Regions from separate parts of the Homo sapiens genome. Here regions 1 and 2 are each linked to region 3. The links are chromatin loops, found by intact Hi-C in ENCODE. Cell type or tissue: heart right ventricle. All regions are shown on one strand. Links, peaks and the distances in the headings refer to the core of each region. The heading gives the core; the rest is flanking DNA. Region 1 has its middle 190 kb from the start of PDE8A. Region 2 overlaps PDE8A (phosphodiesterase 8A). Region 3 has its middle 27 kb from the start of PDE8A.

Region 1 (10,700 bases), core at 2,519-7,518, 210 kb before region 3:
GGAAGATTCTGAAACTAGGAGAACAGCAATTATCAAGTGAACCCAAGATGTGACTAAAACTATCTCTGATGGCAAAGCCTTTGATGCTGAAGAGCCTGGCCCATAGAAAGATGGCCTTGAGCATGGCACCTCTGACCAAATCCCTCACTCTGACCTACTGAGCATATGAACCCAGCCCTGCTCCCAGCTGGGGCCAGAGGAAGACCTCATGGAGTCCACGTGATAACTGTACTTCCTGTGTGCGTGTCACAGCTGATTCCACCCACACTGTCCTCTGCCCCGGCCAGCCCAGCCCTGCCATGCCCTGCCATTGCAGTCAGGGCTCTTTGGGTGTGAGTGACAGAAAATTCACTCGAGTTGGCTTAGGCAAGAAGGGAAGTTCATTGCTCAGTAAGTTAGCCACGGGCAGGGCAGGGAACAGCTGGGCCTCAGGAATACCTGGACTCAGAGTCACCAGCACTGTCAAGATTTGCAGGCTCCTTCCCTTGTCTCTGTCTCCACCTCAGTCCGCAGATCAGTTTTGTGCTCTCAGAGCAACTTTCTTCACAAGGTTGGAATCAGGCTGTTGGCAGCATGAGGCTTCCATCTTCCTGGCTTTTCCCGCAAGAAAGGATGGGGCTCCTCTCCATTAGTTCCTATTCAGAAACTTCCAGAAGAAAGTTTCTGCTTGGTCTGGTCTGGATTGGCTGGGTAGCTGGGACACTAGAACTGCCAAGCCCTCTAGTGTCATGTGGTTGAAGTAGGGCGGGGAGATGTATTAGTCACTTCAGGGTGCCATGCCAAAATACCACAGACTGGGTGGCTTAAATCACAAACATTTATTTCTCACAGTTCTGGAGGCTGGGAAATCCTAGACCAAAGTGCCAGCAAGGTAGGTTTCATTCTGAGGCCTCTTCTCTTGTCCCGTAGGTGGCTGCCATATTGTGTGCTCACATGACCACTTCTTTGTATGCACATGGAGAGAGAGTGCGTGCACTCTCTGGCGTCTCATCTTATAAGGACACTAATCCTACTGAATCAGGGCCCCACACTTAGGACCTCATTTAACCTTAATGACTTCCTGAGAGGACTTATCTCCAAATGCAGCAACACGGAGGATTAGGGCTTCAGTGTGAATTTGGAGGAGTCAGAGACATTCAGTCCATAATGGGAAGAAAAAACTATTCAGGAAAAAAGGGGTGCAGTGGCCAGAAAAAGGGGGCAGATAAAACTTCAGATGCTCTCCCCATTTCCCCCAATACACATACACACACAACCCTGCCTTTGCCCCTTCCCCACAAGGCCACTCCCCACCCCATGATTATTTACCTCCCTCCTGTCCTGCTCTGTGGAGCTACTCCTTCCCCTAAGTTGTCCTGTGGCGAACAGAATGCTACATGCAGGTAGGTGCATGTAAATGCAGCCCGGAACTGGGGGCCTCCTGGACCATGTGTGTCCTGAGCCCCACCATGGGACTGGGCAGGAAGTGGGTCTTACCCATGTCTCCTGTCCTCAGGCAGAGCCTAGCCCTGGGACATGAGCTCAGTGGGTGCTGCAGCTTTGTTGGATTCACCTCAGGCCCCCTTTCCCCCCATCCACTTATAAGGTTCCCAGGGCCTTGTTACCTCTGTCCTTGGAAGAAAAGAATGAGATTACCCAGCTCACATGAACCTGCTGGTAGCTTCCCACAATAGAAGGACATAATTTTCTTATTTTCTTTCTTTTTCTTTTTTTTTTTTGAGATGCAGTCTCACTCTTTCACCCAGCCTGGAGTGCAATGGCGCAATTTTGGCTCACTGTAACCTCTGCCTCTCTGATTCAAGCGATTCTCCTGCCTCAGCCTCCTGAGTAGCTGGGGCTACAGGTGCGTGCCACCACACCTGGCTAATTTTTTGTATTTTTAGTAGAGATGGGGTTTCACCATGTTAGCCAGGATGGTCTCAATCTCCTGACCTTATGATCTGCCACCTCGGCCTCCCAAAGTGCTGGGAACAGGCATGAGCCACCACACCCAGCCAGAAGGACATAATTTTCTAGTTCAAAAGTGTTGGGGTGATCAGGCCCAACACCAGGCCATGGAGGCTCCAAAGTCCAGCGGGGTCAAAGGAATGAGAAAAGACAAGAGTGCATAAAGTGGGTCCAGGGGGCCAATGCTAGATTGGAGGCTGTGAAGGCCCTGAGCTCTGGGAGCCCACACTATTTACTGGTGATCAAACAAGCAAGCAGGTGGTGAGGACATGTGGATGTGGGGGTAAACAGGTGAGGGTGTGGGGACGTGGTGGTAGAAAGGTACCGGTGCATCAAGTGTAGCTGTGATGGTTTTGCATTTTCTTTGATGCATATAGAATATGCTCTGCTGCTTGAGATAATGGGGAACATGTTTCTGAGCCTGGGAGAGCAACCAACAAGTCTGTGCACACTCCAGAGGCTATGAGGGGTTTTATGCCCTGAGCCCTGGATTCCATCAAAGCCACAAGGGATTTTATGCCCTGGGCTTAGATTGTGGTGCGGCAGGGCAGCCTTCCACCCTTTGGCACAGAACTTGGTGTTCCAAAGGCCACGAGGGGTTTTAGAACCTGGACCCTGGACCCTGGACATGTTCCAAGACTCTTTTATATTATGACTGACAAGCCAGTCCTGCCTCAGCTCTTACACCAACAAAAAGCATCTACCAAGTGACTAGCACAGTGAATGAAGAAAGACCTGCAATAAGGCACATCACTGAGAAATTCTAGAAAACCAAGGATAGAGAGAAATTCCTAAAATCTTCCAGAGAGAAAAGACAGGTTGTATGTAAAGAGCCAAGACTTTGCATGACACTGACTTCTTCCCAACAACACTGGGAACTAGAAAATAAAAATAATAGAGCAATATTTCCCAATGTGAGGAGAAGTTCTGTTTAAACTACAGCATTGCATCCAGCCAAACTAGTAATCAGGAGTTGAGGTAGAACAATGACATTTTAAAATATATGGGGTCAGAAAGCTTGGCTTCCATTCACTCTGTCTCAGGAAGCCACTGGAAGATGTGCTGCAACACAATGAGAGGATAAACCAAGGAAAAAGAAGATCTGGGGCCAGGGAACAGGAGATGCACACAGAAGCGGCAGTAGGAAATTCACACGATGATGCAGAGACATGCCAGGATGCCAGTGGTGCCACAGGCTGAGAGAGCTGAGTCCAGTTTGGAGCAGGATGAAGGATGCACACAGAAGCGGCAGCAGGAAATTCACACGATGATGCAGAGACATGCCAGGATGCCAGTCGTGCCACAGGCTGAGAGAGCTGAGTCCAGTTTGGAGCAGGATGGAGGGCAAGGGAGAGAGGGAAGCCTCCAGGAAAATAATAGGGCTGATACAGTATCCAGTGTTTCTTAGTTTTTGGATAATTATCACTAGACATTTGATAGATCAGTTGGAGCATCTGAAAAAAAAAAGGTAGGTAATAGGTAGGTACAAAAACATATAAGCAAATGAAGGGAAAATATCTGAAGCAATTATTAACTCCAGGGGAAGAAAGAAATGAAACGATTTTAGTGCAGGACTTGGCTGAGGGAAGAATATTTAGGTGTCTACAAGAATGTAAATATTTTTGATTTCATAAGATTGTGATCCAATCAAATTGGTAGAATGAAGGCAAGGAAATTGTTAAGATCTCATAAGGGAGGTAAATCCCTATACTGTGCTATGCCAGGAAGTCAACAGATACTGAGGAAAACAAATCAAGAAATGGCAACATAAACGTTATTTAGAAATATGATTATAAATACCAGATGACGTAGCAAAATGAGTTTAAAGTGATGGCCTCTGGGAATTAGCACTCAAAGGCAAGAAAGGAAAGGGCACAAGAAATGGTTTTTGATATAAGCCTTTTGTCACCATTTTGTCCTTTTCTTCTCGTTTTCTTTTTGTTCGTTTTACTGAGCATTTCTTGCTCCAGATACCATTTTGTTCGTAACTTTGTGTATCTAGTAATTTGATCAGAATTAAATATAATGTTAGTAAGTTCTGGAGATCTGTTGTACAGAATGATGACTATAGTTAATAATGTATACTTGAAATTTTCTAAAAGAGTAGATTTTTTGCTTTTATTATAATTTTTAACTGACACAGAACAGTTGTACATATTTATGGGGTGTAGTATAATATTTTTATACATGTATACAATGTGCAATGATCAAATCATGGCAATTAGTGCCTCCACCACCTCAAGCATTCACCATTTCTTTGTTCTGGGAGCATTCAAAATCCACCCTTCTAGCGATTTGAAAATATATAATAAATTGTCACCGTATAGTGCTAAAGACACTAGAACTTTTCCTCCTAACTATATATATATATATATATATATATATATATATATATATATATATATACACATATATATATACATATATATATATACGTATATATATATATATATATATTTATTTATTTATTTATTTATTTATTTTATTTTATTTTTACAGTCAGGGTCTCACTCTGTCCCCCAGGCCGGAGTGCAGTGGCACAATCACAGCTCACTGCAGCCTTGACCTCTCAGGCTCAGGTGATCCTCCCACTTCAGCCTCCCGATGTTTACTTTGAGCACCTTGGATTAAGGTACATCTGTCAAATTTCTCTACTGTAAACTTTCCCCTTTGTAATTGTGAGCAGATATTTTGAGGCAAAATATCTGTTCCTCATCAACTTTTTGCCCACTAGCTTTAGCATCTATTGTTGATATTCAAAATCCATCATTCCTTTTATATTTATTCGTATTCTACTCTAAGGAAGAGATTATTTATTCCCAGCAAACGTTTGTATTTGTATGTGGAGGGGGGGTAGAGCATTCTCAACAAATACTCTTACCTTCTAAATACAGCTCTGCATAAAGAAGCCCCTCCCCTAGGTCTGATGTTAATGGTGAGGAAAGGATTGGGCTTTATGTAAGTATGGCGGGGCGGGGAGCTGAGACAAGGGGGAGCTTACACAAAGCCCAAACTGAGAAAAATTACCAATAATAATAAAACTGGGCAGCTTGCTGTGATACTTCCCACACTCCTCCACTGGGGGGCGATGTCATTATTTTCATCTTCCCAGCTCGCCCACCTAGGAAACCTGCCCTAGGTAACTTAGATACGAAGTAAGGGAGGGGCAGGGACGGGAGGCTGCACGGGGACTGCGGGAAGCAGCTGTGACAGTGCTCCAGCTGTGCTGGGTAACCTCTCTAGGCTTTGGTTCTTTCCTCTAAAACACGACCAATCATAGTGCTCATTAGAGCTACCTGAGGATCTCATTAAACGCAAATGGTCAGGCCCCGCCCCCACCCCCGCCCCCAGGGGCTGTGATTTGTGTTTCAGTTTGGGGCGGGCCCAGCACAGGTGTTCCGAGTGAGCTCTCCGGGCAGTGCCGTGCTCTGCCGGGTACCCTCGGGGGTATCCTCTCAAATTCTATGCGTCGGAGTAATGCTGTTGGCATAAACTAGGCTGTCTTCTGCTTTCTGTGTCATGGATACAGTGCTTGCTGAAGATTGAAAGTGCCCTCAGAAACTTTTGGAGGTAATTCTTTTTTCCCATATCTTCCTTCGTTATTTTCAACTAACAGAAGTTAAATACTTATATAAAATGAGTACATGTTAAAGATTTTTAAAATTTATTTTTATTTTTTGAGACGGAGTCTTCCTGTCTCCCAGGCTGGAGTGCAGTGGTGTGATCTCGGCTTACAGCAACCTCCACCTCCTAGGTTCAAGCGATTTTCCTGCCTCAACTTCCCGAGTAGCTGGGATTACAGGCGCCCGCCACCACGCCTGGCTAATTTTTGTACTTTTAGTAGAGACGGGGTTCACCATGTTGGCCAGGCTGCTCTCGAACTCCTGACCTCAAATGATCCGCCCGCCTCGGTCTCCCAAAGTACTGGGATTACAGGCCTGAGTCACCGCGCCCGGCCAAAGATTTTTTTTAAAAAACTCAATTGGGGGAACTGAGATGTTATAATCAGTTCAAAGGAGAAGTCAAAGAAGGACAAATTAATTTGGAGTAAAGTAACATTGAGAGGAATTTATAAATGGACACAAAACTAGCCTCTTCCTTCTACAGTGGGGAAGTCAACTGAAGCTCTATTGGAACAATCTTATTTGCAAGTCTCTAGACAGGAATTTTCTGCATGCTCTCAGGTATCTGTAACTTACAAAGTTGCAAAATCGCTTGAAGGCAGTGGAAGGTTCAGAGCCCTTGTAGAATCTGAATCAGAACCCGGGTTATTGCTCTTATCAGTCAGTGCATAGTGTTTCACTGAAGCACACATTTCCCCCCATATCTGTAAATTCATATATGTTTCCTGTATTGCCTATGTCATCAATATTTTCCATTTTATTAGTATGTAATTATGCATAGTTTTCCCTTGTAACTAGGAAGATTCCAAATCTATTATGTCTCATATTTAATAGTCTTCATTTTCTGAATTAAACATGTCATGTGTTTGACTATTTTACCGATAGTTTCAAAGAACCAGCATTCGGAGTTCTTCCTCCCTTCCTTCCTCTTTACTTGAGGTTGTCTCTTTTTCCCATTAGAACTTGTGAGAAATATGAATAATGCTTATTTTCTCTCTTCAACTGCAGAGTTTGGCAAATGATAGCCAGCTGCTTGTTTGTGTGTGAGCCAGAAACTAAAAATGGCTTTTTAATGTTAGTTTTTATTATTTTTAAGACCACCCTCCAGCAGGTGTATAAAAATGTCTTTTACTTTTTTTTTTTTTTTTTTTTTTTTTGAGACAAGGTCTCACCTTGTCACCCAGGCTGGAGAGCAGTGGTGCTAGGGTGTGTTTCAATATGGCTGTGTTCCAATAAAACGTTATGGGCACTGAAATTTGAATTTTCACTGGCCATATTCTTCTTCATCTTTTAAACATTTAGAAATGTAAGGCATGGTGGCTCAGCACTTTGGGAGGCCGAGGCAGGAGGATTGCTTGAGGCTAGGAGTTCAAGACCAGCCTGGGCAACATAACGAGGATCTGTCTCTACTAAAAGTTAAAAAAAAAAAAAATTAGCCATGTGTGGTGGCACACTAATTTTAAAGTCCCAGCTACTTGAGAGGCTGAGGTGGAAGGATCATTTGAGCCCAGGAGTTCAAGGCTGCGGTAAGCTATGATGGCTCCACTGCACTCCAGCATCGGTAACAGAGTGAGACCCTGTCTCTAATTTACCAACAGAAAGAAGGAAGGGAAATGATTTTGAGTGGTTTTCCTTGGCTTTTGATGAGTCAAGAGATGTTACCAGTACTGCTCAAAGTGTCAATGCCAAGTTTGAAGAGACTGAGAATTTGGCTTTATGAGTAATCTACATAGAACAACTATAGGTAAGAATATTTTTAAAGAAGACTAGAAATCACTAATTCGGTGTAACCTGAGGTGGGAATCTGCTGAGCTCTGGTACAGATGGTTGTAGCAAAAGTATGTGTGGAGCACAAAAAGGCTCATTTGGAGAAATTCCAAAGCTGGCAAAAATGTAGTGTTTAAAACTCATGGTTGTCATTATATTATTCATCAGATGCCTTGTGGAAAATATCTATGTTATGGATAATGGAAGTGAACTTCATTTCCTCTCATTTAACTATCATCAATTCTATGAAATTTGGTAAAGTGTTGTTTTTAAAGTGTGATAAAATTTAATATTTATCATTTTAACCACCCATAAGTGTACAATTCAGTGATGTTAAATGCATTCATGTTATGTATGATCATTGTGTGTACTCAAAAAACTTTTTCATCATCCCCAATAAAAACTCTGCACTCATTAAATAACTCCCCATTCCCCCTTTCCCCAAACCCCAAGTAACTTCAGTTCCATTTTCTGTCTCTATGAATTTGCCTTTTCTAGGTACCTCATATAAGTGAAATCATCAATATTTGTCCTCCTATGCCTGGCTGCTTTCACTAAGCGTAATATTTTCAAGGTCCATCCTTATTGTAGCATATAGCAAAATTATATTCCTTTTGTGGCTGAATAATGTTCTGTTGTGTGTATATACCACATTTTGTTTATCCATTCATCTGTTGAAGGACATGTGGGTTGTTTCTATCTTTGGGCTATTATGAATAATGCTGCTGTAAACATGAGTGTACAAATATCTGTTGGAATCATTGCTTTGCTAACCATTCATTAGCACAAGATGTCTTTCTATTTATTTAGGCCTTTCTTTATTTAGGACTTTCAATAATGTTTTGTAATTTTCTGGGTTATATTCCCAGAAGTGGAATTGCTGGGTCATCTAGTAATTCTGTTTAAGTTTTTGAGGAAATACCATGCATAATATCTTCCACAGGAGCTGCACCATTTTACATTCTCACCAGCAATGTGCAAGACTTCTGATTTTTTCCACATCCTTGCCAACATGTTATTTTCCATTAAAAAAATAGTACTTATCCTAATGGGTGTGAAGTGAAGATATTTCGCTGTGTTTTTGACTTGCATTTCCCTAATGGTTAGTGATGTTGAGCATCTTTTCATGTGCTTATTGACCATTTGTGTGTCGTCTTTGGAGAAATGTCCATTCAAATCCTTTGCCCATTTTTGAATCAAGTGGTTTGTTTTCTTGAGTTGTAGGAGTTCTTTATATATTCTGGATGTTAATCCCTTATGAAATATGTGACTTGCAAGTATTTTCTCTCACTCTGTGTGTTGCCTTTAACGCTGTTGATAGTGTTCTTTGATAGCTATCAGGGGAACCAGCTCCCAGTATTTCAACATAGGTTCTTTTCTGTTTTCCCTAAGTGTCAGCTGATCTGAGAAATAAAGAGAAAGAGTACAAAGAGAAGTTTTACAGCTGGGCCTCTGGGGGTGACATCACATATTGGCAGGTTCTGTGATGTCAACCTGAGCCGCAAAACCAGCAAGTTTTTATTAGGGATTTTGAAAGGGGAGGGGTATACAAACAGGGAGTAGGTCACAAGGATCACATGATTCAAAGGGCCATAAAGATCACAAGATGGAGGCAAAATTAGAATTACTGATGAGGGTCTGTGTCCCACTGTGCACGCATTGTCTTGATAAACATTTTAACAGGAAACAGAGTTCAAGAGCAGACAACCGGTCTGACTAGAATTCACCAGGCTGGAATTTCCAATCCTAGAAAGCCTGAGGGCACTCCAGGAGACCAGGGCGTATTTCATCCCTTATCTCAATCACATAAGACAGACACTGTCATCGTGGCCGTCTATAGACCTACCCCTGGGAATGCATTCCTTCCCAGGGTTATCAATTATTAATATTCCTTGCTGGGAAAAGAATTCAGCAATATTTCTCCTACTCACACATCTGTCTATAGGCTCCCTGCAAGAAGTAAAATATGGCTCTATTCTGCCTGACCCCCCAGGCAGTCAGACCTTATGGTTATCTTTCCTTGTTGCCTGAAAATCGCTGCTATTCTGTTCTTTTTCAGGGTGCCCTGATTTCATATTGTTCAAACACCCATGTTTTACAATCAGATTTCATATTGTTCAAACACACATGTTTTACAAACAATTTGTACAGTTAACACAATCATCACAGGGTCCTGAGGCAACATACATCCTCAGCTTACAAAGATGATGGGATTGAAAGATTAAAGACAGGTGTAAGAAATTATAAGAGTATTGATTGGGGAAGTGATAAATGTCCACGAAATCTTCACAATTTATGTTCAGAGATTGCAGTAAAGACAGGCATAAGAAATTATAAAAGTATTTTGGGAACTGATAAATGTCCATTAAATCTTCACAATTTATGTTCTTCTGCCACGGCTTCAGCCGGTCCCTCCATTTGGGGTCCCTGACTTCCCGCAACAGATAAGTTTATTTTGATGAAGTTGAGTTTGCCTATTTTTTCTTTTGTTGCCTGTACTTTTGGTGTCATATCTAAGAACTCATTGCCAAGTCCAAGGTCATGAAGAATTACTCATGTTTTCTTTTAAGAGTTTTATAGTTTTAGCTTTTATATTTAGGTCTTTAATCCATTTTTAAAATTTTAGTGTATGGTATGAGGTAGAGGCCCAGCTTCATTCTTTTACATGTGGAACTCCAGTTAACCCAGCACGATTTGTTGAAGGGACTGTTCTTTCCACATTGAACAGACTTGGCACCCTTGTCAAAAGTCAATTGGCCACAGATGTACAAGTTTATTTCTGAACTCTCAGTTCTATTCCATTGGTCTATATATCTGTCCTTATGCCAGTACCACACTGTTTTGATTACTGTAGGTTTGTAATAAGTTTTGAAGTTGGAAACTGTGAATCCCCTCAAGTTCTTTTACAAGATTTTTTTTTTTTGGCCGTTTGAGCTATATTAGTTTTCTAGGGTTGCCATTAAAAAAATACCACAAACTGGCTTGGTGCAGTGGCTCACACCTGTAATCCCAACACTTTGAGAGGCCAAGGCAAGTGGATCACCTGAGGTCAGAACTTCACACCAGCCTGGCCAGCATGGTGAAACCCCGTCTCTACTAAAAATACAAAAACTCGCCAGGTGTGGTGACGTGAGCTTGTGGTCCCAGCTACTTGGGAGGCTAAGACAGGAGGATCACTTGAACCTGGGAGGCAGAGGTTGCAGTGAGCCGAGATCTTGCCACTGCATTCTAGCCTGGGTGACAGAGTGAGACTCCATCTCAAAAAAAACAAAAACAAAAACACCAAAATACCACAAACTGGGTTGCTTAAACAACATAATTTTATTTTCTTACAGTTCTGGAGGCCGGAAGTCTAAGATCAAG
Region 2 (5,000 bases), core at 1-5,000, 51 kb before region 3:
CAACTGAACTGGGGGTGGGGGATGAGTTACACAGTATGGAGGAAGGGTCTGGTGAGGGGAAGCAGATATAGCTAAGGTTCAAGGAGAAAGGCAGTAATGGGGTCTGACAGAGTATTACGGGTATCAGCACGTGGAATTCTGAAAATATATTGAAGCAAATATAATTAACCCATATTTCACCATCACAACATTGCAAAGTTCCCTGGCTTCTGATCCCTCCCTGAGCCACTGACTATGCAGGCACAGACACTGTAGGGAAAGTCCTGGAATAGGACTTTCTGCAAAGGCCACAGCTGCCCAGACCACTCCCTATTAGAGGGAGCCAGCTTCTGACTCTCCCACTGTCACTCCTAGATACCCTGAGGCTCATAACACACAGCAATGCCACCCCTGCCACCTTCTCTTGACCTCTAAGTCACTCACATACATTAAGGACCTCAGTGCTTCAAGCTCACTCCAAGTACTACCATCACCCTGGGCAAGGTCAAGGTTCATATGGCAACACAACCACCTCACCCTTCCCTTTAATTCTGACTATGAGCTGCAGTCCAACCCCACTCCACTACAGGCACCACTGTATGGCCATACTTAGGAATGTCATTTGGCAGAATGTCCAAGAGCTCTCTCTGACCACAAATTTCCAATTCATCAGTTCTCCCTCATACATATTCGCATTTATAATAATTATTTAAAAAATAATAATACGCAACACTCTGGGAGTATTTACTATGTACTCAACACTATTGGGAGACTCATTTAATCCTCCCAGCACTCCTGTGATGTACGTATTATTCTCATTTTATATGACTTGAAATCTGAGGCACAAACAGGTTAAGTAATTTGCCCAAGGTCTCACAGCTATAAAGTTGCAGAGCTGAGATCTGAAAACAATGTGGTGGGGCACCGAAGTATGTGCTCTCTTTCATTATTTTTTACATTTTATTGAACATACACAGAAAGTACATATAGCGTAACTGTACTAATAGATTTATTTTTGCAAACTGAACGTACCTGTATAACCAGCACCCAGATCAAGAAGCAACATTACCGGCATACTAGAAGCCGCCCTGTGTCCCCTCCCAGTACCACTGTGCTGAATTCTAACAGCACAGATCTGTTTTGCCTGCTTTTGTGCTACTGTGGCTGGCTGCTTCTTCAGTCTTCACTTACCACCACCACCCATGCTGAATCGTGTTGAGAAGCTCCACCTATTAGGCACTGCTCTAAGCATATAATCATTTGGCCCCTTTAACTGACACTGCCTGGCCCTATATCATCTGTTCTCCTAGTCCCCCTCTAATGCTTTTCCCTTCTATCAAACCCAAACCCACATCCCACACTTTTGCTCTCTCATCAGTAGCTACTGGACATTCTGCGAAATGCAAAACTCCAATTCCAGATCAATCTAACTGTCTATCTTTCACCCATGTACAGAAGAATGGCCAAACACTGCTGAAGATCACACAGCTTGCAGAATGGTAATTAAATGCACAATGTCCCACCACAGCTGGACACCAAGTGCTGCCGAAGGTGCTTTCTCCATGTCCCCAACCACTCCTCCTCTCCTCTTCGTAGGGACTAGTCCAAATTCCAAATATTCCCTCTTCTCAAGTACATGTCAAAAGTCTCTAATGCCAGAAGGGACATCATATACATGCCCTAATCTCATCCTCCCACTCGCAATACAGTAGCCTAATTCCCTCCTATTTCAGTGAGCAATCCTAAAAATGTTTACCAGGGGTAAGTTTAAAAGGCAAACCAGGGAAAAAAAAAAAGTTATTCACCACACATGACAAAAAGATTAACATTCTTAACTTTTAAAAAATCTACACAAGAAGAAAAACTCTATTTCTCCAATAGGAAAACAGCCAAAGTAATAGACAATATAAAAAAAATTACAAATGGTTGATAAACATATGGACAAAGACTGATATCCGTTTCAAATCAACTTAATGCAAATAAAATTGGCCAAGATTAAAAATGGGTAATACCACATTCTTCCAGGTAGACTAAATGTTAATTCCCAAATCAAACTAACTGAGTGCCTGGACCATGTACTTTAGCCCCACCTGGAATCTGTGTATGGCATCCTGCCCTCAGCTTGCACTGAGAGACATTCACCACCACATTTATGATGGCAACATTGTTCAGAACCTTGTCCCTCTGAAAGGACCCATGAGAATACTTTCTTTTATTATTATTATTATAATAATAATACTTTAAGTTTTAGGGTACATGTGCACAATGTGCCGGTTAGTTACATATGTATACATGTGCCATGCTGGTGTGCTGCACCCATTAACTCGTCATTTAGCATTAGGTATGTCTCCTAATGCTATCCCTCCCCCCACCTCACAACAGTCCCCAGAGTGTGATGTTCCCCTTCCTGAGAGAATAATTTCTTTAGGTCTGAGCTCAGAAACTGTACTTCTCCTGAGTCATTTGCCATTTTTAAATCTCCAGAATTCTGCAACTGTTTTCGTATTTGGTGAGGCTGTGGAAGCTCAGAGCCGAACGTGTGACCCAGCCCCATGGCAATCATGCATGCCCCTGTGGCATGTGTTTCCACATACTGACCTCACTCCTGACTTAATTGGTCAGTTCTCGCCATGTTCCCTTGGCCCAATTTCCTTTTTTTTTTAAACTTATTATATGTATTTTTTAAGTTACTTAAACTCTTTTTGAAACAAAACGAGAGAGGGCAGTCCTAATGCTGAGGTTGTCCCCACTCTCCTGTCCTCCATATTCTGAGAGGAATGAATCAGATTGGACTTTCACAGTTTTCATTTGTCACCACAGGTGTATAAGGTGTCTGTGTCCTGGGCTAATGAATTCTGATTGTGCAAATTAGCTTCTTAAGCAATAGTCCCTAAATACTTGGTGATTTCTAATTGCCTTACTAAATACCATATAATTCTCTCAAAATGTTCTTTTAGGAACACCAGGGGGCATATTTTTCAAGACGGAGGTGCTATAAAATCAACAAATTTGACAAGCTATTCAAATTCTAAAATGGCCTGGAATATTTAACTCAAAATATTAAAAGTTCCTGTAATAACAGCTGGGCACAGTGGCACATACTTGTAATCCCAACACTTTGGGAGGCCAAGGCAGGAAGATTGCTTGAGTCCGGGAGTTCAAGACCAGCCTGGGCAATATAGTGAGAACCTTTCTCTACAAAAAAATTAAAACATTAGCCAGATGTGGTGGTGCATGGCAGCAGTCCCAGCTACTCAGGGGGCTGAGGTGAGAGGATCATTTGAGCCCAGGAGCTCAAGCTGTGATCATGCCACTATACTCCAGTCTGGGTGACACAGCAAGACCCTGTTTCAAAACAAAAAACAAAAAAAAGTCCTATAGTAATATAGAGATAATACCCAGCTATAAAACAAATGCATACTGCAATGTGTAAGATAAATGTATTCTATATACTTCCTAGATGAAAAGACAAACTTTAGAAAAGTCACTAAAACAAAACAGGAAAAAAAATCATATGGACTATGTTGAGTCCATATGATTCCATTATGGTGGAAGAGAAATAAAATGTCATAATGTATTCTTCAAAGAAACTATGTATCATTCAATCCAGAGAGAAAACATTGTCTAAAGGTAAAAAAAAAAAAAAAAGAATATTAAAAAATGTAATTATCCCCACTCTAATTCCAGAGAATGGGGAAGTGAAACTAAGATACATCCATTCAGACCCAACTTGGTTGTGTTCAAGTATTCAAAGAAACATCATAGAACTGACAGCAATGAACGGAAGCAGAACTTAGAGATTCAGATTGTATCCTTTCTCTCTCCCTATTCCTCTTCCATTTCATTGGTTGTATCAGCCAGGATGCTTGTGGTTGCAAGTCAAGAAAATTAATCTTAAAGTATTAGGCGATAGAGTGGATTTACTGCCTCATGCTAACGCAGAGTCCAGGGTCAGCTCTTGCGAGCTTCAGGAAAGGTTTGGTAGGACTTCACAATACGGGTTTGCAATTCTCTAAGCCTATTCTCACCCAGGAGTTGGCTTTGTCCTCACTGTGGGGGGCTGTGAGGGAGGTGGGAGGAACATCTTCCCCCAACCACTCCATAGTCTGATTGGGACAGTTTCTATGACATGCCTGCCCCTGAATTAGTAACTGGGACCAGATGAATTCCATGTCCTGCTCAGCTTGGGCCTGGGTTATGTATCTATTACTGAACCAATAAATGAGGCAAGGATGTTGCTGGGGCCCACCCTAGAGCTGGAAATGAGCTCAATCCCACCCAAACTACACAACTATTATGCATGGCAAAGGGGAAAAGGGGAAGCAACAAATGTTACCAAAGAAGCTGTGGCAGAGGCTGGCTTGCTGGCTACTGAAACTCAGTTCCTCTTCTTATTGGGCACACAGCTAGATCATATTTCCCAGCCTTCAGTGAAGTGTGGCCATGTGGCCAATGGAAAGTAAGTAATCTGACATGGACCACTTCTAGACCTGGCCGTTAAAAACCTCTCACTCATGACCCTCCATGCTCTTTTCTCCTTTTGGGAGCTTGTCCATATAGACAAGCATGGCAACCTTGGCAACCATATGTTGAAGATAAAAGAGCCACAGATAGAAGGAGCCTTAGTCCCTGAATCACTGCTTTGAGAACAGTCTTCCACTCTTCTCTAAGGACAGGGTAAAATGAGAAGTGATGAGCAATGCAGGGTAATTAAATATCTCTTAGGCAGGCTACACGAAGTAAGGGAGAACGTCAACTGGGAAGCCTTGTTGAAATTTTCCTACAAATTACCTATTCTTCTCTTAGCAAACAGAGTAAGTGGAAAAGTTCTCTAACAATTCAGAATACAAACTGCCTCAGGGTAAGATTAGGAATAAAAACTATCATTACATATAAAAGTAGTATTAATTCTTATGCTGAAAAAGCGTTTTGGGGCCTTGGCTGAACCCCAGTGCAGGGACAGCTATTGTTCTGATCAGTACCCTCACCTCCTCTGAGGGGCGCTCCCCCTCATTGCAACT
Region 3 (10,700 bases), core at 3,141-8,140:
GAAAAGCAGGCACAGGCCAGGCACAGTGGATCATGCCTGTAATCCCAGCACTTTGGCCGGCCGAGTCAGGTGGATCGCTTGAGTACAGGGGTTCGAGGCCAGCCTGGGCAACATAGTGCAACCCTGTTTCTACTAAAAATGCAAAAATTAGCCGGGCATGGTGGCACATGCCCATAATCCAAGTTACTTGGGAGGCTGAGGCAGGAGAATCTCTTGAATTCAGCAGGGGCGGAGGTTGCAGTGAGCTGAGATTGCGCCACTGTACTCCAGCCTGGGCGACAGAGCAAGACCTTGTCTCAAAAAAAAAAAAAAAAAAAAAAAAAAAAAAAAAAAAAAAAAAAAAGCAGGCAGGCACAGGGGAGTGGAAAATGTTCTGTATTTTAAAGAAAGATTACGGGAGAGTTTATAAACTGAATGTTCAGCACCACCTCCTCCCTCTTTGTGCCACTGTATTCCTGGAATTTTCTCTACCCTATGTGTGCCCTCTCCAGGCAGGAGACTGGAAGATTCTTCTCTGGAGAAATATCATGACCCCAGAAAATAGATTTATAGGTACTGAAATCCAAGAGTTCCCCCCATTGAAATAGATGGTCTCAGCCCAGTTATCTCACAGTAAGATACACTAGTTGATAAGCCTTATCCCTCCCCAACTCCTCAGTGTTTAAGCAACTCTTCAGGGACTCATTGTTACGTATGAACGTAAAACAAAGGATCACCATAGATTTGAGGACAGAATCTAATATGGAAGACAGAGATCAAAACAAACAAAACAAAAAGGAATGGAGGGTCCAGAGACAATGCACATGGACAAAGAAAAATGCCTTGAAACTATTAATATTCTCAGAGACACAGGAAATGATATTACTCACATGAAACAGGAAGGGCATATTAGAAACAAAGAAAACCCAACCATGAGGAAAGAGCTTTGGAAAGTTAAAATTATGATAGCAGGAAACAAGTTGATAGAAAAGTTGGAAGACAAGCTTAAGGACAATTTTCAGAAAGCAAACAAAATTATAAAGAAAGAACAATAAGAGAAGAGAGGTAAAAAAATTCGAAGATAAATTCGGAGGGTCTAACATTACAAAAAAAAAAGGAGTTTCAGAAAGAGAAAATAGAGAAAATGAAAGAGAGAAAATTAACAAAGAAAGGATATAAAACTTCCCTGACTGGTCATGGTGGCTCATGCCTGTAATCCCAGCACTTTGGAAGACCGAGGTGGGCAGATCACTTGAGGCCAGGAGTTTGAGACCAGCCTGGCCAACATGGCAAAACCCCATCTCTATAAAAAATACAAAAATTAGCTGGGCATGGTGGCAAAGGCCTGTAATCCCAGCTACTTGGGAGGCAGAGGTGGGAGGATCACCTAGGCCTGGGATGGTCGAGGCTGCAATGAGCTGTGATCATGCCACTGCACTCCAGCCTGGGTGACAGAGTGAGACCTCATCTCTTTTTTTTTTTTTTTTTTTTTTGAGATGAAGCCTCACTCTGTCACCCAGGCTGGAGTGCAATGGCGCAATCTCGGCTCACTGCAACCCCCACCTCCTGGGTTCAAACGATTCTCCTGCCTCAGCCTCCCGAGTAGCTAGGACTACAGGTGTGCACCACTCAACCCTGCTAATTTTTGTATTTTTAGTAGAGATGAGGTTTCACCATGTTGGCCAAGCTGGTCTTGAACTCTTGGCCTCAAGTGATCCACCCACCTTAGCCTCTCAAAGTGCTGGGATTACAGGCATGAGCCACCATGCCCAGCAAGACCCCATCTCAAAAAATAAAAATAAAATAAAAAAAATTTTGAGACCATCCTGGGCAACATAATGATATCTCATCTCTATAAAAGAAATTTTAAAATTAACCAGGTTTGGTGGTGCCTTCCTGTAGTCCCAGCTATTTGGGAGGCTGAGGTGGGAGGATGGCTTGAGTCTGAGAGACCAAAGCTTCAGTAAGCTACGGTTGCACCACTGTACTCCAGGCTGGGTAATAGAATGAGACCCTGCCTCAAACAAACAAACAAACAAACAAAAAACTGTAAGAGGAAGTGATTTCCAAACCTAGATTATATTCCCTACTAAGCTATTAACCAAGTGTGATGGTAGAATAAAGACATTTTCAGATATGCAATTTTTCACAAAATTTGATCTCTTGTGTATACTTTCTCAGGTGTTCTACCAAAATGAGGGAATAACCCAAGAAAGAGAAAGACAAGGGTTCCAAAAATAGGACATCCACCCAAGAGAGGTGTAAGCAAGTCCCAGGGTGACAGCTGAGCAGCAGCAGGCCTGAAGAGAACCAGGTGGAATAAGATAACACAGGGTTCCAGAAGGAACATCTCGGGAAAAGAGGGAATCAGATATAGGACCTTATAGAAAATAGCTCTCAGAGCTTGCGGATTTATATATATAAACAATTTTCTCTGGATATAAGACCAATATACAAAAATCAAGTATATTTCTACAATGGGCAATCCAATGACAAAATGAAGAAAACAATTCTGTTTTCTTCAGAAATTCTAAGTACTTAGGAATAAATTTAATAAATGAAGTGCAAGACTTGTACAATGAAAACTACAAAACATTGTTGAAAGAAATTAAAGAAGATCTAAGCAAACGGAGAGGCATCCCATGTTCATGGATCAGAGGACTTAATATTTTAAACTGGATGTACCCCTCAAATTGATCTACATATTCAATGCAATCTCTATCAAAATCTCAGCTGGGTTTTTTGCAGAAATTGATGAGGTGATTTTAAAATTCATATGGAAATGCAAGGGAACTAGAATAGCTTAAACAATCTTTAAAAAGAATAACAAAGATGGAAGACTCATACTTCCTGATTCCAAACCTTCCTACAAAGCTACAGTAATCAAAATAGTGTGGTAGTGGCATGAGGATAGACTACAGATAAATGGAATAGAATTAAGAGCTCAAAAATAAACCCTCATATTATGGTCAATTGATTTTTGACAACGGTGCCAAAACAATTCAATCAGAGAGAATAGTGTTGTCGGCCAGGCATGGTGGCTCATGCCTGTAATCCCAGAAATTTGGGAGGCATAGATGGGTGGATCACTTGAGGCCAGGAGTTTGAGACCAGCCTGGCCAATGTGGCAAAATGCTGTCTTTACTAAAAATACAAAAATTAGCTGGGCGTGGTGGCGTTCGCCTGTACTCCCAGCCACTCAGGAGGCTGAGGCACAAGAATCGCTTGAACCCAGGAGGCAGAGGTTGCAGTGAGTGGAGACTGCGCCACTGCACTCCAGTCTGGGCAACAGAGTGAGACTCTGTCTCAAAAAACAAAACAAAACAAAACAAACAAACAAAAAACTACGTGCAAAAGAATGGAGTTGGGGAATGACTTCTCGGGTGATGACAATATTCTTAAATAGATTCTGGTGATGGGCTGTACAACTAAATATACTAAAAACCATTGAATTTTACACTATAGGGTAATTTTATAGTATATCATTATATGTCAATAAAGTTGTTTAAAAATTAAAAATAATTTTCTTAACAAATTTGGGAAGAAATAATGACAGTTAAAAAGAAATCTAAGCAACAAAAACAAAAAAACAAGGTATATGGATTTGAAAATGCATAAATTTTTCACATTTTAACATTTCTGATATGGAGATGCATCCTACAAACAATGGAGTGTCACAGTTTAGTTGGGAGTGTTCTTTCTTAGTGGTACATAAAAAATGGCACATCTTACTGTCTTAAATTAGAAGAATTATGGTGATATGTTCAGAAGGAACAAGATGTGCAAGAGGCCAGGTGCAGTAGCTCACGTCTGTAATCCCAGCACTTTGGGAGGCCATGGCAGGAAAATTGCTTGAGCTCAGAAGTTTGAAATCAGCCTTAGCAACACAGGAAGACCTTATCTCTATTAAAAAAAAAAAAAAAAAAGTAAAAATTAGTCAGGTGTGGTGGTGTGCGCCTGTAGTCCCAGCTACTCAGGAGGCTGAGGTGGGAGGATCTCTTGAGCCTGGGAGGTTGAGGCTGCAGTGAGCCATGATTGTGCCACTGCACTCCAGCCTGGGTGACAAAGTGAGACCCTGTCGAAAGAAAAAGGAAAGAGAAACAAAGAAAGAAAGAAAGAAAGAAGGAAAGAAAGAAAGAAAGAAAGAAAGGAAGGAAGGAAGAGAAAGAAGGAAGGAAGGAAGGAAGGGAGAGAGAAAAATGCGCAAGATAGGAAATGTAATGATAATATGCTCCATGGCTCACCAATGCACAAGTCTTATAGCCATAATCAGACAGAAACACATTAATGGAATACAGCTTTTTCTGAAAGTTGTATATTACCATGTTGGGAGGAGAAAGGGAGGACAAATGGAATATGGGGTGGTATGAAAGAGTTAATGCTTCATCTTCTGTAATGGGGAGTAAAAAGGCACTATCTAAAATCACTAATTTGAGAAAATAGCAGTATGGATGCATTACTTAGAAATATGGATGTAAGTAACAGAAATGACTGAAAGAGTTTGAAGGGGAGAAGTCAGGGATGGGGAGGGAATTACCGAAATGTTTTCCTGTTATTGTTGCTGATATAACTATGGTACCATTTGACTTTAAAAATCAAGTATCTGTTGTACTTTGATTTGAATGGAAGGGAAAAAGGAAATGTGGAGAGGGAAGGAGGAAGTTGGGGGTTCGCTGTGGATCCTATCCCTTGATCAGGAAGGCTGGGGTCAATGCCCCTACCTCAGGTCCAATGGGAGGGAAAATTGAGCCGCACCTAGGGGGCTGCATTACACAGAGAGTGACTCCTCCTGTCCACAACCCTGATAGGAGTGCAGTGGGATGGTAGAGCCTGCCAGGAGAATATGTTTTCAGATTCTATCCTCCTTCAGAGGCACCGACCTCCCCCACAAAAGGGAGAGGCTCCCAGCAGCAGCCAAAACGAAGCCCTCCTGGGGCTCTGTGCTCTGCAGCCTCGCAGCCAGGGATCCCAGCTGGGGTGGGGTCAGCCACAGTCCCGCTGAACCAAAGAAACCCAGTCTTCCACTGCTCCGTGAGGAACTGCTGTGGAGGCAGCCACCAATGCATCCACCCCACCTGGTGGAAGAAGGGAGACTGCAGCGCGAGTGTTCCAAGAGCTTCTGTATTGGGAAAAATCATGACTTTGCTACTTTACTGATGCAAAGCGTTCCTCAGTTTCATCTTCTTGTATTCCAGATGCTTCACGGTCAGACATCTTTGATTGCTGTTCTGAGGCTCTTCCAGTTATCTGTTGCTATGGAATAAACATCCCAAACCCGTTGCATAAAACCACTACCATCCATTATGCTCTCGGATTCACTGTCTCAGGAATTTAGATGGGCACCAAAGGGGATGGCTTGTCTCAGTTCCATGATGTCTGAGGCCTCAGTGGGGAAGATTCGAATGGCTGTGGGCTGGAACCACCCAGAGGCTTTTTCGCTCGTGTCTGGCACTTGGGCTATGATGACTTGCAGGCTGGGCTCAGCTGGGACAGTTGACCTGGTGCCTACATGTTACTCCTCCAGATGACTTGGGTTCCTCACAGCGTGGCAGCCACAGAGCAGGGAGAACTCTTTCTTTGTGGTGGGTCAGAGTGCTAAGAGTGAGTGTCCCAGCGAACAAGACCAAAACTGCCTGGGCTTTCATGACCCAGCCTCAGAAGTCACATGGCATCATTCCTACCATGCCGTCTTTCTCAAAGCAGTCACAAGCCTGCCCAGATTAACAGGGAGAGGACATAGATCTGACTGCTTCATGGGAGGAGTGTTAGAAAATTTGCAGCCATGTCATAAAAATACCACAATGACTCAGTATTATTAATTAAAATAAAAATAATGTAAAGTATTTTACACATATCATATACCTGTTTACTAGGCAGATCAATGAGGAAGCCAACGTGCTACAATGGTTAAGTATCTGGCATTAAAACCAAACAGAACTGGGTTCAAAACCTGGCTCAGCCGCTGAACTGTGTGCCCTTGAGCAAACCACTTCACTTCTCCACGTCTCAGTTGCCTTGTTGGTAAAATGGGGATAATAATATCTACCTCACATAGTTTGTTTGTTTTTAAGGATTACACGGACAGCATATGCAAATAACTTGTCTCACAATAAGCATTCAGAAAACGTTAGTCCCTTTTTCCCTAAATTATTTCAAGCGCTACATTTCCATTATTTCTATTATCTCAGATTTTTGAAGATATGCTATCATTTGAAATCTTTATAGATAAATGGAAAGAATGGTTGCTTTCATCAGGAAACAACACCCCCGATCTCGTGGGAAACTGCTCCTCCTTCCCTTTCTGTTCAAATAGGAGCTGCCAGCTTCTACCTCCCTGGTCACAGTGATTGCTTCAGGGGTGGGCAGAAGAGCCAGGCCACACTGATCACCCTATCCCATTTTCTAGGCCTCAACAATGGGTCTGGAGGAGGGCACACGTCCCTGACAGATCAATCACATTCTTGGAGGTTTGCTTTCTTTGCCACAACTAGCTATCAGGAAAACAAGCTAATATATGAACCCATGATTTTCTGATGGCCATGGTCCAGTCTTATGGAGAAATCCAATTCAGTAGAAGGAGGTCACAGTGCAGGAAGACACAAACACAACAAAAGCAGGAACTCAGCGGTAGGCAGAGCCCTAGAGTCATGAAGTCCCCAGGCCCAGCTGCCTGCAGCTACACCCTCATCCCTCCTGGTGCCCATACATTCCTCTTCTCCTAAGCTATTTGATTTGTTGTCTGTCATTTGCAACCAAAAGAATCCTAAGTAATATACCCCTCTGATTTATACATTTTTTACAAATGAGGTAAATCATTCATAAACTCCAGTACTTTCACTATTATATTTTTCTACTTTTCTTATTTATTTTTGAAACTGCATCTTGCTCTGTCACCCAGGCTGGAGTGCAGTGGTGTGATCACAGCTCACTGTAGCCTCACATTCCTGAGCTCAAGCAATCCTCCTGTCTCAGACTCCTAGGACTGCAGGTGCTTGTCACCATGCTGGGCTAATTTTTAAATTTTTAGTGGAGACAAGGTCTCGCTATCTTGCCCAGGCCGGTCTTGAACTCATGGGCTCAAAGCAATCTTCCAGCCTCAGTCTCCCAAAGTGCTGGGATTACAGGTGTGAGCCACCTGGCTCAGGCTTTCCACTGTTATAAAGGAATCAATTAATTACAGTGACACACCTCTAAGTGATAAAACCCACCAGCTGTTGAGAGCTCTTGACATGAACTTCCTGAGACTCCTAACAGTTTAAGTCATTGAAGATGATTCACCGAGTTACGGAACTTTTCAGAAGGAGGCCCTGTCTTTTCCATACCAGCCATTAGACTTTCTCACCTCTGGGTTCTGGGCCTACCTGGAGGACCCTGGTCCCAGACTGCAGCATCGGGCCACACTCTGGCTCAGAGCAGCTGACACTGAAATAATGACATGCCCCAGATCCAAAAAGGATTAGAGATTAGAAATATCTGCCCTCTGGGCACTGCCCAAGAAAAGATCCCTTGAAAGCTGTATGCTTTGATGGAGCTTATTTGTCTTCTAATTGATGCGATGGCATTGAAAAGAATAGTTTGGTAATATAAACAATGGACTCCTCTAAAAGTAGAAAAGAATCTTATTGAGGAAGGAAGTTTCAAGGGATAAAAGCAATCTTTTGTTTATAAAGTGAATTTTCTATCTTTAAATAACTTTTCTTTATACTTTATTATTAAAAATTTTTTTTATTTTTTGAGACGGGGTCTCACTCTGTTCTCCAGGCTGGAGTGCAGTGGCACGATCACAGCTCACTGCAGCCTCGACCTCCCAGGAGTGGCTGGGACTACAGACGTGCACCACGACACCTGGCTAATTTTTTTGTATTTTTTTGTAGAGACTTGGTTTCACCATGTTGCCCAGGCTGGTCTCAAACTCCCGGGCTCAAGCGATTCTCCTGCCTCGGCCTCCCAAAGTGCTGGGATTACAGGCGTAAGCCACCGTGCCCGGCGACTTTTCTGTTTTCTTGGAAAAAGAAAAACAGAAGTTTTGCTGGGATAAAAATGTGTCCTTTGTCAGTTGGGGCTGAGTGGAGGAAGTAACCTGCGTGGTGGCATCTCCAGCCTGGTCAGGCTCACTCATGGTCCGTCACTGAAGCACATGGAGTCATTGGATGCAAGGAATTTACTGACGTGTAGGAGAGTGTGTAGCAGCATTTCGTGTGTCCATCTGGTTGGCAGTCTTGATCTGTGGGTTACTGCCTTCTTACTTGTAGATGAGAAATGAGTCCCACCTTGGAAAGATAGGAAAGATGTCTGTATAGAGAGCAGATAGCCACACAGCCTGTGTGAGGATGAGAAAACTGCTCCAAGCAGTCCTTGTGGGATCATCTCTTCCTTGTTCTTTTTTGCTCTCAACATAATTTGCAGTGTTTGGCAGGTGGGAGGGGAGCAGGATGGGGACCTGAGAAGCCTGTCCTTCTTCTAGCTCCTGTTCTAGTTCCTTGCTGTTCTTCAAGGGGAGGGAACACGGATCTTAGTGGGTAGACTGGGCCACACTTACCAGTGGATCAGGTCACTGTGTGTTGAAAGGTTATACACAGCACATGGACCTCTGCCGACTCCTGCTTCTGTAAGCCTGAGGCTGGAAACTGCTGTGAGCCTCCCTTGCCTCGCCTTGCCTTCTGTCTCTGGTGTTTTCCCATCATGAAGCTAAATTGGAAAACTTTGCAGTTTGGCCATCTGGCTCTCTTTCCACTTCCCCTCGGATATGTATCAGGAGTCTCTCTTTTTTCTCTGAAGTCTTGGTGGCCAGTGGGAGGTATGTTTCAGATTTAGACTTTGTCAGAAGGAGCGGGCCCATTTAGGACTCCAGGTGAATGTACCAGCCCCATGTTACCAGAGAACCAGGAGTGCCAGGCAGGGATGATGGGCACTTTGTTAATAATAGCTTGTTCCCATTTGTTCATCAGGATCCCCGCAGGAAAGAGGCAAATCTGCTCCTTCTTGCCACCTATCTTATTCTTCCTGTCTACTAGCAGGCTCATATAAGAGATCCCAAATAATAACATAAAGGAGATAGAAACTTATTCCCCTCTCACATAAAGTTTGTGCTGTCGTGGCAGTCTTGCTCTGCAAAGACATCAGGACCCCAGACTCCTTCTTTTTTTTTTTTTTAATTATTTTTTTTTAAGACAGGGTCTCGCTCTGTCACCTGAGCTGGAGTGCAGTGGGTCATGGCTCACTGTAGCCTCCACCTCCCAGGCTCAAGCCTGTCTCAGCCTCCCAAGCAGCTGGGACTACAGGTGCCCACCACCATTCCCAGCTAATTTTTCTCGAAGGGGTTTCACCATTTTGCCCAGGCTGGTCTCAAACTCCAGGGCTCAAGAGATCTGCCCACCTTGGCCTTCCAAAGTGCTGGGACTACAGAGGCGAGCCACGGCCTCAGGCTCCCTTCAACTTGAAGCTGCTCCATCTCTCGGGTGTTGCCTTTGTCTTCATGGTCCAAGCTTGCTCACCTTCCCATCTGCATTCCAACTAGCATGGAGCAAAAATGTGAAATATACCAAGAACGTGTGGGATGCCCCCATTTATCTAAGGCAGGGGTCAGCAACCACAGCCTGCAGGTTGGCCTCCTGTTTTTGTAAACAGGCTTTATCGGAACACAGCCACTCTGTTTGTCTATGGCTGCTTTCAACTACAAGTGCAGAGTTGAGTAGTCGTAACACGGCAATATGGCCCACGAAAGCTGAAATATTTACTATCTGACCCTTAAGAAAAAGTCAACAGAACCCTCTTCCAAGGGCATGATGGGAGGCTGCCTACTGGACTTCTGCTCACACCCCACTGGCCAGACCATGGCCACCCCTAACCCAGGAAGGTTGAGAAATGTAGTCCTTTTTCTTTTTCTTTTAAGACAGAGTCACTCTTGTCACCCAGGCTGGAGTGCAGTGGTGCTATCAGCTTACTGCAGTCTCAATCTCCCAGGCTCAAGTGATCCTCCCACCTCAACCTCGTGAGTATCTAGGACTGCTTGCACACACCGTCATGCCCAGCTAATTTTTTATTTTTTATGGAGACAGGGTCTCACTATGTTGCACAGGCTGATCTTGAACTCTTCCCACCTCAGCCTCCCAAAGTGTTGGGATTACAGGCCTGAGCTACCGCGCCTAGCTGAGAAATGTAGTTTTTATTGTAAGTGGCCACATGCCCAGCTGGATTGTCAGTTTTTACTAAAAAAAAAAAAAAAAAAAAAAAGGAGACTGGCGACTGGAGGACAGCCAGCTGTCTTTCTACACGGGTCAAGTGTTCTTCAGCCTGATGTTGGTGCCTGATATTTTAAAATTTTGAGTTTATGAATGAGATCCTTGCTATTCACTCATAGCCACGTTGATTTCTTTTGTTGCCTCTGCCTTTCCTTCCTCATTAGGATATTTTGCCCAGCAGAGACAGGGTTCAATCCAAGCGCTGCCTTTCCTTGCAGAGTCTCTTTCCTAAATGGCTTTATTCTCAAGTGTGGGACAATCGCCTGGCTGTGCTGCCTCCCCATCCCTGCCAGTGACAAAGTCTCTGTTGGCAAATTGTCCCCATTCCACCATTCCATATCTTTGTCAGAACTTCATCCAAAGCTGCAGTTTCTCTCACTCAGGAAATGGAAAGCAACCTCCAGGCAAGGTAGGAACTTGTTGCACTCCTTGGTGGTGGGCAATTAGGATACCCCTGTAGATAAGTCCTTCCCACCCCAT

Evidence for each region. Peaks named below come from ENCODE experiments on the same cell type or tissue, not always from the same donor. Only the 100,000 strongest peaks of a DNase experiment are listed, where the experiment ranks them.
Region 1: a loop joins it to region 3, with 2.9 times the contacts of the local background. A loop is called at or near these places in 22 of 110 quality-filtered maps.
Region 2: a loop joins it to region 3, with 2.1 times the contacts of the local background. A loop is called at or near these places in 16 of 110 quality-filtered maps.

Annotation. Positions count from the first base shown.
Region 1 is chr15:85,163,375-85,174,074 of GRCh38, reverse strand. No RefSeq gene overlaps it. Among named protein-coding and RNA genes, the nearest start is that of PDE8A, 190 kb to the right of the region's middle. RefSeq lists a silencer at 5,225-5,364 and an enhancer at 8,731-9,267. In heart right ventricle, for the core only: a CTCF peak has its summit at 5,011 (motif pointing right); no DNase peak of the experiment used is centred there; H3K4me3 peaks cover 532 bases; H3K27me3 peaks cover 451 bases.
Region 2 is chr15:85,003,475-85,008,474 of GRCh38, reverse strand. All of the region lies in intron 1 of PDE8A (phosphodiesterase 8A), which reads right to left. Among named protein-coding and RNA genes, the nearest start is that of PDE8A, 24 kb to the right of the region's middle. In heart right ventricle, for the core only: a CTCF peak has its summit at 2,940 (motif pointing right); no DNase peak of the experiment used is centred there; H3K27ac peaks cover 594 bases.
Region 3 is chr15:84,949,872-84,960,571 of GRCh38, reverse strand. It overlaps a transcript of SLC28A1 not described here. Among named protein-coding and RNA genes, the nearest start is that of PDE8A, 27 kb to the left of the region's middle. In heart right ventricle, for the core only: CTCF peaks have their summits at 4,859 and 5,058; a DNase peak (open chromatin) is centred at 5,031; H3K4me3 peaks cover 521 bases; H3K27ac peaks cover 432 bases.